Linked DNA regions of Homo sapiens: region 2 is linked to region 1. A link is a contact called in ENCODE Hi-C or POLR2A ChIA-PET data. All regions are on one chromosome and are shown on one strand. The core of a region is the stretch at or near the end of the contact, and the rest is flanking DNA. Distances in the headings are between cores, read along the strand shown.

The links. Hi-C counts contacts between places; a loop is a spot of excess contacts on that map. ChIA-PET counts read pairs that join two places held with the same protein, here RNA polymerase II (POLR2A). Pooled maps may share reads with other maps.
Region 2: a pooled map shows a loop between it and region 1 (2.2-fold over the local background). The contact joins two enhancer-like sites. A Hi-C loop is called at or near these places in 4 of 50 pooled maps. POLR2A ChIA-PET finds 5 or more read pairs at or near these places in 2 of 52 experiments (activated CD4-positive, alpha-beta T cell and activated CD8-positive, alpha-beta memory T cell).

The regions. Positions count from the first base shown.
Region 1 is chr13:99,043,359-99,049,868 of GRCh38, forward strand. It overlaps a transcript of DOCK9 not described here. Among named protein-coding and RNA genes, the nearest start is that of DOCK9-DT, 40 kb to the right of the region's middle. Within about 2 kb of position 3,038, at least 24 of the 41 ENCODE cell types and tissues checked have a DNase peak (open chromatin) inside an H3K27ac peak, as active enhancers do.
Region 2 is chr13:99,279,643-99,286,152 of GRCh38, forward strand. The region is part of intron 4 of UBAC2 (UBA domain containing 2); the gene reads left to right. Among named protein-coding and RNA genes, the nearest start is that of GPR183, 25 kb to the right of the region's middle. Within about 2 kb of position 3,034, at least 24 of the 41 ENCODE cell types and tissues checked have a DNase peak (open chromatin) inside an H3K27ac peak, as active enhancers do.

The DNA.
Region 1 (6,510 bases), core at 1,788-4,287:
TGCCTGAAGCCTGGGCATTTGTGGGGAATCCACCCATCCCGGAGGCACCCCTGCCCCAGCCCAGAAATCCTAGGTAGGCTCTCTTCTCCCTGAGAAGGGGCAGCCCATCTGTCTCTCTACGGTCTCATATCCTGGGAAGTCAGCCCCTCTAGCTTTCCATCAGTTGCCATGCAGAACCCAGGAGCAGAGGACTCAGACACTTGCAGGTACGTCGGGGAGAGAGGGAGGCTGCCAAACAGGTCCACAAACAGGACCCAAGACACATAAAAGTGCAGCTGCCAAGGCTATCTATTTTCTTGTCCACCGGGGTAAGGGAAGGGAGCTGAGGACATCCCAGAAGGAACATGGGGTCTAAAGTAATTGCTAATAATGAAGGAGAACTTACTCCTTTACCCTGCCTCATCTTACCCACATCCTTTCCACAATCAGCCTGCCCCCTCCTTGAGGCCCTCCATGATGGGACGGCCAGCTTCAGTGTTTGCTTGTCCCCGCCCACTGCCCTACATATGCCACTACTGTAGGCAGGACAATACTGGTGTGACCATCCCTCCACACCAGCCTCAGAAGAGCACCTCATACACTGCCTGGCACCAGAGGCCTCTAATAAAAGTTTGCTGAATGAATGAATAAATGTGACTCACTCACTTACCATTTATATTTAATTACCATGTAACCCAATTGTGATTCTTATTTATATGACAGATTAGCTCTGCTCTAAAGTTATCTGCTAACAATAGCTCAGGGAGACTCAACCATGGTTTACAAGGCATGTTCAACTGCTCACGCGACACTGTTGAATGCTCGTAACAGGAAAGCCAGGGCCAACCCTGTGTATTCACTGCCCTGAGTTTTATTAAGCAAATTAATCTTAAACACAGACATTGAGTGAAGCCACCAGCCAGCCTCCTGTAATTGATTCTGGTGGAATCACTGAATCAAGAACACTGCAGGCAGTGGGTCTTATTCATGTTTGTTCCCTCAGCAACCAGCAGGATGCCTGGTATACAGTAGGACATCAATAAATGCTTATTGTGAAGTTCTTGAAGCAGCAGATGCTTCCTATAGCTGAAGTATTTCAGCTTCTAGAGACCACAGATGTCTGCCACCTGGCTGAGCACCCCAGTCAGACCCACACTGATCAGGACCACCACACCATGGCAACCAGAAAGGAACACCAGACTATTATGTATGAATACCACGATCGCTTCCTAGCTCTTATTTCAAAGTGATACAGACTACTCACTAACACTTTAAAAATGTGCAAATTTTGCCACCAAAAATAAATGAATTTGGAAATACAAAAGTTTAGAACAAAAAGCTACGGAGCTAACTTAAAAGACACAAACTTTGGGCTCCCTTATTAACAATGTGTTGAAGACAAGAGCAATCATTCTCCCCAAACTATAATACAGTGCTTAAAGCCGTAAGTAAAAGAAAAACCAAAAGGACTGTCACCTGACTGTACAGCCAGGTTCTTCCATCACATGCACAAGCTCCTCCATGCCTTCCTACCCGTGTTTCTCAGGAGCAGGACAGGATTTTACCATACTGAGAGCAGAGGGGAACTCCCACCACAATTCCAGCCCATAGACATATTCACCCACAAACCATTCAGTGGTACCCAAGTCGACAGACCTTCTTCAAGAGATGTCTCACTAAGAGGATGTGGTGGAAAGGGAATCCCTGCATGCTGTTTGTGGGACTGTAAATTAGTGAAGCCACTGTGGAAAACAGTATGGGGGTTCCTTAAAAGATTAAAAATAGGACTAGCATATGATCCAGCAATCCTACTACCGGGTACTTGCCCAAAGAAAATGAAATCGCTGTGTCAAAGCGATATCTGCACTCCCATGTTCATGGCCGCACTATTCACAACAGCTAAGATATGGAATCAACCTAAGTGGCCATCAGTGGATAAATGGATAAATAAAATATGGTGTATACCGTATATACACAATGAAATATCATTCAGGCGCAAAAGAGAAAGAAATCGTCTGCAACAACATGAACATAGAGGACATCATGTTAAATGAAGTAAGCCAGGCAAAGAAAGGCTAATACTACATGACCTCACTTAGATGTAGACTCTAAAAAAGTCAAACTTACAGAAGTAGAGAGTAGAATGGTGGTTACCAGGGGCTGGGGGTGGGGTTTGGAGAGATGTTGGTAAAAAGATACAAAATTTCAGTTAGCTAGGGGGAATACAGTATAAACATGGTGACTACAGTAAATAAATAGCTGAGAGTAGAACTGAGTTCTCACCACAGAAAATGTTAAGTATGTGAAGTATTGCATGTTACTTAGCTTGATTGAACCATTCCAATTTTAAAACATCATGTTGTATACCCTAAATATACGGAATTTTTGTCAAAAAATGCATATATAAAAAGAGATGCCTCACCAGCTTAATCATCTTTTTAAAAACAAAACAAAACAAAACAAAAAAAACAGCAGCCGGGTGCGGTGGCTCACACCTGTAATCCCAGCACTTTGAGAGGCTGAGGCGGGCGGATCATGAGGTCAGGAGATTGAGACTATTCTGGCTAACACGGTGAATCCCCATCTCTACTAAAAATACAAAAAAAAAAAAAAATTAGCCGGGTTTGATGGCACGTGCCTGTAGTCCCAGCTACTCAGGAGACTGAGGCAGGAGAATGGCGTGAACCCGGGAGGCGGAGCTTACAGTAAGCTGAGATTGTGCCACTGCACTCCAGCCTGGGTGACAGAGTGAGACTCAGTCTCAAAAAAAAAAAAAAACCAGCATCACTGTGTCTAGAATTCACAAGACAACCAGGAAATATCTTAAGCAACGACAGAAAAGGCAGAAATGTATGTCCCAACACTGAGCCCAGGCTCAGCACGGGGCAGAACAAGCCGAGCGACCTCCCACCTGGCATATCTTCACTTGGAAGGTGGGACGCACACCAACAGGTTTTGCTGGAATGATGCCCTCCTGCTTTGAGTAGGAGGATCCTTAACTCCAGGGCCATAACACATTGCACAACCAAGGGCTTGGCCTGGGCTTTGCCACTCACCCATGAGATTAACAGAGGAAGTAGTTTGTTGGTTTTGAGGTTTTCAAAAGGAGGAAGGATTTTGCGCCCAGTATGCTAACCTCCTTAGCTGCGCTCCGGAAAACAGCACTTAAAGGGTTGCCCAACTTGTGGGACTTGTCTCGACAGTAAACACCTCATAGAACATGCCTGGTTATGAGGGGGCACACCTGACAGGAAAGTCCAGGACTCACAGATGAGGGGCCTTGAAGAGCCACTGTGAATCACTGCTGTGTTATCACATACTGTGTGTAAGTGCATGGGTGTAAAATAAACACACACAGCCTGGAAACCTGTTTTATTCAGAGTATAAGCTCAGATGTCAACATCTTTCTCTGCCTAGATCTATCACTTACTTTACTTTCATTCTTACATCTAACTCCTGACCTCTTAATCCTCCTGAAGACATCACCAGAAATGTCTCATACTTCATGCCTGCGTTTAAGGTACAAAGTGTAGCTTTGGATAGGTTTTTAAAAGGTTCCTGTTTAGGTTATGCTCCAAAGGAAAGCCCATCTTGACACTTCCTCTCCCATAAGGATGAGCGTGAAGAGAGCCAAAGTTGGACGAGTCCAGGTTTAATCTCCTATCTCTGATGATTAAAAGACAAAATATTTATTTAAAACACGGCCAAACAGCCACTGACATCTGTGCAATTTTTGGTGGCTATGTTGGACTATTCATGGGGGTCAAATAAATAAAAATGGCCAAGCCTATGAGTAAACTTTTCCTCATGGTAAAGTTTCCCAAGATAATGTGCTAATTGAAATACACGCCAGCTGACCCTAGAAGTAGGGCCTATTTAGAAAATTTTAAAAGTACATATTTTTTATTTCCTCAGAAACACAGCCTTTTCTGTGTATAGATTCAGGCTCTCTCTGGATGGGGCAGAGAACCACAGGCTGAGGAGTATCAGCTGCCATCGCAGCACATAAGCACGTCTGTTACCATCAGGGTCCCCAGGTTAGAATAAGGAAATTGTCTTTCTACTTTTAAACATTCTGGGGCCTAAGAACATCTTCTTAGTCTCATTTATTTTCACTCCTTAGGTGTTGTCTGAAAATAATGAAAGTCAAACTTTTTCTGAGAATCAGTGGTTCTAATCCTTTTTTTTTTTTTTTTTTTGAGACGGAGTCTCGCCCAGTCGCCTAGGCTGGAGTGCAGTGGTGCCATCCTGGCTCTCTGTAACCTCTGCCTCCCACCTTCAAGCCATTCTCCTGCCTCAGCCTCCTGAGTAGCTGGGACTACAGGTGCACACCACTATGCCCAGCTAATTTTTTTTTTAATTTTTAGTAGAGACGGGGTTTCACCATGTTAGCCAGGCCGGTCTTGAACTCCTGACTTCAGGCGATCCACCCACCTCGGCCTCCCAAAGTGCTGGGATTACAGGCAGGAGCTACTGCGCCTGGCCCTAATCTTGAAGCATCAGCCTCAAGCAACCACCTTTCCAGGAAAGTGTCCCTGGATACAAACTCAATGTATTGTTCTCCCTCCCTTTCACTGGCCTTTTACAACTCAATTCCTGCCCTCCTGTATAATACCCAACAGCAGAGCTCCTAGGAGTCAAATCCTGGGCTCTGACACAAAGTTTCACCCTGGGCAGGCCTCCAGTTTGGGGGCAGCACCAGGGACCTCAATGTCAGCAAAATCACGAATCAAACACTGATGTCCGATGACAGTTCTCACTGAGAACATATTCCATTGTATTTTAAAGTTATGGAAAATCTTCATACGGTGTTTAAAAGTGTTCATGTGCTGCTTCTTGGTTTACAGTTTTATCTGTTTTGTTTTGTTTTGTTTTGTTTCTGCCGGCTCAAAGCCAACAGCAGGATTTTCACCAAGTTTCCAGTTTTGGAGTAAGAAGCACGCCTGAAGACAGCCAACCTGGAGACAGCCTGCGTGCACCCCAGCGGAGCTTCCCCAGTTACCATTCCCCTCTGCTACTGCTCATCTTCTCATCACTCTTATTTGTCCCTACTCTAGAAAAGAAAATAAGAAGGAATTTTGAATAATGCATGCTCTGTGTTCATCAGTGTTCATTAACGTAACAAGCACATAACTAAAAATACAATAATAGGGCTTATCACGGAAAGCAAGGGTGGCCTGGCTCACCCACTCCACTCCCAGCCCTGCTCCTCGGAGGCAATTCCCTTCCATATTTTGGTGCTTCTTCCAGTGTTTGCTCTCCTCCTGCTGCCCCCATAACTGTAACATACAGATTTCTCAATTTTATCCTTTCCAAATATTTTCAACTGACTTTCTGCTATGACAAATGGGGACAGCTCACATGCAACACTCCCATCCTCACAGTGCCACTATTTCTCATTCTCTACAGTTCTCTTTGTAACTGTAAGCACTAATATACTTGTACCTTTATTATTCCATCACTGACCACTGCTCGGGACTTCCCACTTTGTTAGGTAAAGACTTCACACCAAAAAGCGAAATTCAAATCCCTGACATTAAGCTCTGCTACTAATAAACAGCAAAGCTTAATAAGCTGAATAATCATAGCTAAGTACAAATAATGAATATAATAATAATAAACAGCTGAATAAGTCTGACTGTGGAGTTCGTGTTTAATTTTTTGTTTGGTTATTTTCTGTATGGCTAAGAATGGAAAGAAAATGAATAGTTAAAAATATGTTTTGGCATTGTACAGACTTCAATCAATCACTCTGTTTTCTGGACCCAACAGAATCATCAATGACTACCCTTACTCAATTCTCTCATTACTCAAGAATTTTGGAGATGAAACCCAACTGTGAAATGAAAATTCTTAAATGGTAATACTGTTCATCTGAGTATGTTTACAGTACTTCTGAATCCACATACCTTATCACCCCTCACCTTCCAACCTCAGAATATCTGGCCAAAAGGAGGTAGCAGGCAATGCTGAAGGCTGCTCCTTGGACAGGGGCAGTGTGGTCAGCCTTGTCATCGGGAGGCATGGTGTGGCCATGGAGTAAGGACATCTTAGAAAAAGACAACTCTAGCTGGGCATGGTGGCAAACGCCTGTAGTCCCAGCTACAAAAAAAGGAAAAGAAAAGAAAAGAAAAAGACAAATCTGGACTGAGGGAGTGTGTTAAAGGCTACTGATGTAACAGCTGAAATTTTTTTTTTTAAACAGGGTCTTGCTCTGTTACCCAGGCTGGAGTGCAAAAGCACAATCATGGCTCGCTGCAGCCTCAACCTCTAGGCTCAAGTGATTCTCCTGCCTCCCACCCACATAGCTGGGACCACAGGTGTGCGCCACAGCGTTCAGCTAATTTTCTACAATTTTTTTGTAGAGACAGGGTTTCACCATGTTGCCCAGGCTGGTCTTGAACTCCTGGACTCAAAAGATACTCCCACCTCAGTCTCCTAAAGTGTTGGGATTACAGGAATGAGCAACCACACCCAGCCAATAGCTAAATTTTTGAAAGCAGGACACATACTGTATTATCAGATAATGAT
Region 2 (6,510 bases), core at 1,784-4,283, 240 kb after region 1:
AGACTGTGTGACTTATAAACAACCGAAATTTATTTCTCACAGTTCTGGAGGCTGAGAAGTCCAGGATCAAGGCACTGGCAGATTTGGTGTTTGGGGCTGTCTTTTCGTGGTGTCCTCACATGGCAGAAAGCAGAGAGTTCAATGGGTTCCCTTTTATAAGGGCACTAATCCTATTTGTGAAGACTCTACCCTCATGACCTAATCACCACTCAAAAGCCCCACCTCCTAAGAGCATCACACTGGGGGTTAGGATTTTAACATGTGAATTTGGAGAGGACAGAAACATTCAGTTGATAGCACTTGGTTAGCATAGTGGCTCCCACATAGTGGACACAACTGTGAGATGGATGGATTGATAGAGCAAATAGATTAATGAAAAGTATTTGATCTTTTGATTTCATCTCCTTTGGTTTGGACTATTGCTGTAGCCTCCTAACTGTTCTCCCTGTCACCATCTCAATGCCATCATCTGCACTGCCCCACTCCCCTAATTTTATCTACAAAGGAGATCTGGTCTTATTCCTTTACACCTTGAGAAATCTCCTATGGCTTCCTCCTGCTGTTTTATAAAGTTTAACTTGCTTGTGACACACCTCAGAGCTCCAGCCAATCTTCCCAGCCTCATTTTCTGTCATTCCTTCCTTGTACTCTGCATGTCAGCTAAATTGCATTACTCACTACTGCCTGTCACGCATACATCATTACAGATTTCTCTGGATTCATTTATTACGACAATTGTGGTTACAACATCCCTTCTCCCCTTTGCTTGACAAACTTCTACCAAGAAAACAAGGAGAACTTCAAGTGTCCCCTTGGGTAGCTCTGCTCCACGAAACCCTGCTCCAGCCAGAGTTGGAATTAACCTCTCCTTCCTTCTTGCTCCCAGTTAACTTTGTGCTTGTAAGTTATGTGAAACATTCATTACTTGAGATGGTAATTATTTACCTAATTGACCACTCTCTCAACTGGATGCTTTTGAAAGAGCAGGATCTTACTCTCTCTTACAGCTCCCTCAGCATGGAGTAGTGAAGAGTGTTCTTTAATACCAAAGGGACAAAGAAAGCTGACTGGGATCGGTCTGCCACATGCTAGTTGCTTCAGTTATTTTTTTGCACTAAATTATTGTGTCTCTGCTAATGTCCTTTTTCCTTTCTTCCTTCCCTCCCTTCTTCCTTCCTTCTTCTTTCCCTCTCTCTCTCTCTCTCTCTCTCTTTCTCACTCAGTAAGCTACCTCAAATCTGTTACTTAAGAGAAAAATGTAGGCTGGGCGTGGTGGCTCACGCCTGTAATCCCATCACTTTGGGAGGCCGAGGCAGGCAGATCACTTGAGGTCAGGAGTTTGAGACCAGCGTGGCCAACATAGTGAAACTCCATCTCTGCTAAAAATACAAAAATAAGCCAGGTGTGTTGGCGGGCACCTGTAATCCCAGCTACTTGGGAGGCTGAGGCAGGAGAATAGCTTGAACCCAGGAGGCAGAGGAGGTTGCAGTGAGATGAGATCACACCATGGTACTCCAGCCTGGGTGACAGAGCGAGACTCCATCTCAAAAAAAACAAAACAAAACAAAACAAAAAAAAACAACAGCAACAACAAAAAAGTATAAAAGTTGAATTTCACATTTGGGTTCAGTGATTTTTTTTTTTAAGGATTGAAATGTGGACTTATAAAATCATTTCCAGCATCTTACCTAAGAGAGAAGCATATAATCCATTCATTCTTATATTCACAAGATATCTCCTTTCTCAACCAAAAAGTTCTCACACTTTGGGCTCAGTTCAGTATTTGGGTGTTGGATACCATGTGTCCGGCATTGTACTTGGTACTATGTCACCTTGGTAGTCAGCAAGCACACGCCAGGCTCATCCCAGACACTCTGCAGGTGTGCCACTTTCTCTCCTTAGAACAGCCCTGGAAGGTGAGAACTCGCATCTACTTTGAGGAAACAGGCTCAGAAACCTTCAGCGCTATTTTCTATAAATTGATAAAAGAAAAATCATGATGTTAGAAGATACATAACAAGAGGAAGAGGCTTTTCTTGTCTCACTTATGTCTTGACATTGCCTGAGGACTGATTAGGAACTGAGATTGCCAATCATTTTAACAAGATTTTAGTAATGTTTGAAGATCTGTGCCTTCTGAATCAAAGTGGCGTGCAGAGGTACTTACCTTATGGATTGCTGGCTAATTGTGAAAGGAGACTCAGGCTTTTAACACTGCAGGAATTTCAAACTGCGGTCTCAGTGGCCAGAGTGTCTTACCAGGGAGCAGACCTAATGTATCCAGTTTAAAAGGGCGTGTAAGCTGTTGCCAGAAGTCTACATGAAGCCACATGATAAGTGATTTTGTATTTGAACATGAAGGGCAGTGGCATCATTGACCTAAGCTAGAGTTTCCTCACCCTCAGCACTTTTGACATTTTAGTTGCATAACCCTTTGCGGTGGGGGCGGTCCCGTGCACTGCAGGGTGGCTGGCAGCATCACTGGCCTCCACCCAGTGTATGCTGTTAGCAAAACCTCCTTTCCCCAGTCTTACCCCAGTCATGACAACTAAAAATGTCTCCAGATAATGCCAAATGACACTTGGGGGGCAAAATCACCCATGATGGAGAGTCATGACATGCATGATGCTGGGTGGTAGATAGAACCCTGGAAAGAGTTAGCCCACACCCTTGAGGAGCTCATGACCTAGGAAGCTTGTTGAGAACTTTTGACTAGGTAGAATATTTCTAGTAGTTGACTGAAATAGCTTTGGTTGAGGCTATTAGTAAAAATTTGTTTTAAAGAGGTTTAACATCTGTTTTCATTTCTGCTTTTCTGAGTTGCTTTGCTGCTCAATTCCTTTTATTTTAGCTGTCTTCCTCTTGGGACTTCAAACATTTGAGTGTGTCAAAATTTCCAGTCTAATAGGAAATATGTTTTGTTCAAAAAGAAATAAAGATATTTATAACTGTTGGGCTAGAATGATGGAAGTTTAACGCTGGTTAAGTGAGACTCAGGTAACAGACAGCAAAGGAGATACTTTAATAGTGAAGGGAACTTGAAGTCTGGTTGTATTCAAGATTCACTTCCTGTTCTTGTTTATCACTGGAAAGTTGCACCTTGTGAAAGATTTTAGATTTAGATCATTGTATTGTTCTAAGAAAAAAAATTCAAAATGCTAACCATGTCTTGGTAACTATAGCAAAATATACAGCACACAAAAATAATCTCATACCTGTCTTAGGGTTGGATTTTTTGGTATATGTTATGTGTTGAGTTCTGAAATATCTAATGTGCTTGAAATCTAATGTGCTTTTGTTATCTGAACTAAAGGAAAAAGGCTTTGTCAGTTACAAGAGAATAGGCATCCCTGTTTTGGCTGGATTGTTAGTTGAAGTAATAGAATGAATTCTGGCTGATTCAGCAGAAAGGGAATTTATTAAAGTAGCTCAGAGAATATTTAGGAAGGCAAATAATCAGTCATGGGTACACCAGAGCTAGAATCAACACTTTACAGTTCTCTCTCCTAAAATTATTTTGTTTACTTACTTAATGTTTAATATTGGCTTCTAGGATGTAGGATTCAGAGAGCAACTTGGTCTGTGTGGTTTTCAGCTGTTATTCCAGTGTGTAGAATAGCAGCTGGTTCATAGAGACACTTGATAATTATTTGCTGTATAAATAAATGACAATACCAAGGATAGGTTTGTTAATATCAGTGACAATATGAAGGAAAAATATGGAGTAACATTATGAAATGTTAACATTACGCATTCCATTTGGAGATTTTTTTTTGACAGCAGGATTTACCCTTTCTCTTAAGAAATCTTAATAAATTTATATTGAACAATTTTGTACCGTAGAGCCTTGTTTGACATATGTTCCTGATTTAAATGAATAGCCAGATTTAAATGAATAGCCACAAGCAGACTTGCAAGAGTAGATGTTGCTATTGCTGTGTTCTACATGAGAAAGCTGAGGGTCTGAGGATTGAGTCACTAAGTGACGGCTACTTAAGTGGCAAGCCTGGATGGAAACTCATGCCTGTCTGAATTGTGGCTCAGACATTTCCTTAATGCCTTAATGCCACCTTTTTTTTTTTTTTTTTTTTTTTTTTTTTTTTTTTTTTTGAGACTGAGTCTTGCTCTTTTACCCAGGCCAGAGTGCAGTGGTGCTATCTCGGCTCACTGCAGCCTCTGCCTCCCGGGTTCAAGCTATTCTCCTGCCTCAGCCTCCTGAGTAGCTGAAATTACAGGCGTGTGCCACCACGCCCAGCTAATTTTTGTATTTTTAATAGAGACGGTGTTTCACCATGTAGGTCAGGCTGGTCTCAAACTCCTGACCTCGTGATCTGTCTGCCTTGGCCTCCCAAAGTGCTGGGATAACAGGCGTGAGCCACCACGCCTGGCCAATGCCACTTTATTTTTAAAGGTAAAACAGTCTAGTTAATGGTCACTATAGCAGGAAGCAACTTGAGCATTTTAACTTGCCAGACTGAGGCTGTGTATTTCAACTTTAGCAATGTAAATGTCCAAAGACAACTTATATGATTGTATTCAAACTTTGCTGCTAAAATAAGAAGTACAAATAAACACACAATGCAAAGAAAAAAAGTTCCAATTGGGGGGAAGTGCCCCCATGAATGGGGCCTGAAGAAGCACTATATGACACTCCAGTTATTTAGCTATTACTTGTATTTTCATTTAATAGACTGAAGAAACTGCTGTTTCTTTTCAGTAGCTACCAAATGCTGCCACTTATGTTTTATACTTTTTGAAAATTTTAAAATAGTTCTGGTTTATAGAAAAGTTGCAAGGATAAAACAAAGAACTCCCATATACCCTAAAACCAGATGCCCCCGTTATTAACATTTTCCGCATTTGCTGTTATCATTTTCTCTCTACACAGTATTTTTTCTGAATCATTTGAAAGCAAGTTGTAGACATAATGTCCCTTTGACTCCAAAATACCATGAGTATGTATTACTTTATTCACATCTGGCAATTGTCCAAATAATGTCCTTTATGGCAAAAAGGAAAATCAAAATTCTAGTCCATCGTCTGGTTCAGTATTACATGTTGCATTTCATTGGTACATCCCCTTACTGTTTAATCCGGACTGTTCCTCAGTCTGTCTTGGGCGACCTTGGCATTTTTGAAGACTGTAAGCCAGGACTTACAGAAAACGATACATATTCTAAGGCTGCTGGAAAATTAAAGTTTGTGAAGGTGAAGCAGTAGATGAAAATAATGTGTAGTTTTCGTATTTCTCTTGGAATAACATTTTATAACTTTTTCATGAAAAATTTCAGTGACACAAGCAGAGAGAATAAAATGAGCCCTATTACCCAGATTCAGTAATTAACATTTTTGCTATCCTCTTTCCATTCCCTGGCATTTTAAAAGTATTTTGAAGCAATTTCCAGACATCATAATATCATATTTCATATTTCAGAAAGCTCTAAAATGGCATTTCTTATATAACCATAATGTTACCTTACCTAACAAAATTATTCATAATTCTGTAATATTATTTACTACTGAAACTACTGTTTCCACATTTATCCTATTAGCTTGGAAATGCCCTTTTACATTTGCTTTTGCATTCGATTGTGGTGTGTCTTAAGTAGCTGCTGCTGCTGCTGCTGCTCCTCCTGCTCCTCCTCTTCCTCCTCTTCTTCCTCCCTTTGGTAGAGTATTTTTGTACTTTATTAGAATGGTATGGTGGGTATACTAGATTAACTGGCTCATTATTTATTATTACCTTTCTTCTTTTTTTTTTTTTTAAGAGACAATTGTCTTGCTCTGTCACCCAGGCTGGAGTGCAGTGGTGCGATTGTAGCTCACTGTAACGTCAAACTTCTGGGCTCAAGGGATCCTCCTGCCTTAGCCTCCTGAGTAGCTAGGACTACAGGCATGTGCCACCACGCCCAGCTAATTCTTAATTTTTTATAGAGACAACGTCTCGTTATGTTGCCCAGGCTGGTCTCAAACTCCTGGCCTCAAGTGACCCTCCTGCCTTGGCCTCCCAGAGTGTTGGGATTATAGGCATGAGCCACCATGCCCGGCCAGCTGGCTCATTATCTGTTCCAGGGTTCTCCTAGTGTACTTCCCATAAAGCAGAGGTTGGAAAGCTGAATGCTCTATTTCTTAAACTCCCTTGCCTGGAGTTCTGGATATGATTTAGGTTCCATTATTCAGAAAAACGTGTGGCTCTTGAATTCAGTATGAGCCAAGGCATATGAGATAGCCATTTTCCTGGTGCAGTTCTACACATCCAACGGGGTGCCAGAGTTCACAGTTCAACTCCCTGAAACTCCCTGATCCCTAGACTCTGCCAAAGTGGTTTGACCTTGGAGCTCACAGTTGATGTAATTAACTTTTGTGATTTCCCAGCTGCCTCAGTGTGTCAGAGGAAACAGTTCTCCTGGTAGACCAGTCCTTATGTGTTCCAGGAGTCTATTCCTGGAGGCGCTGGATCTGGCCTTCTAGCCTTTTCAGCAATTGTATAAGCACCGAATTCTGTGTACT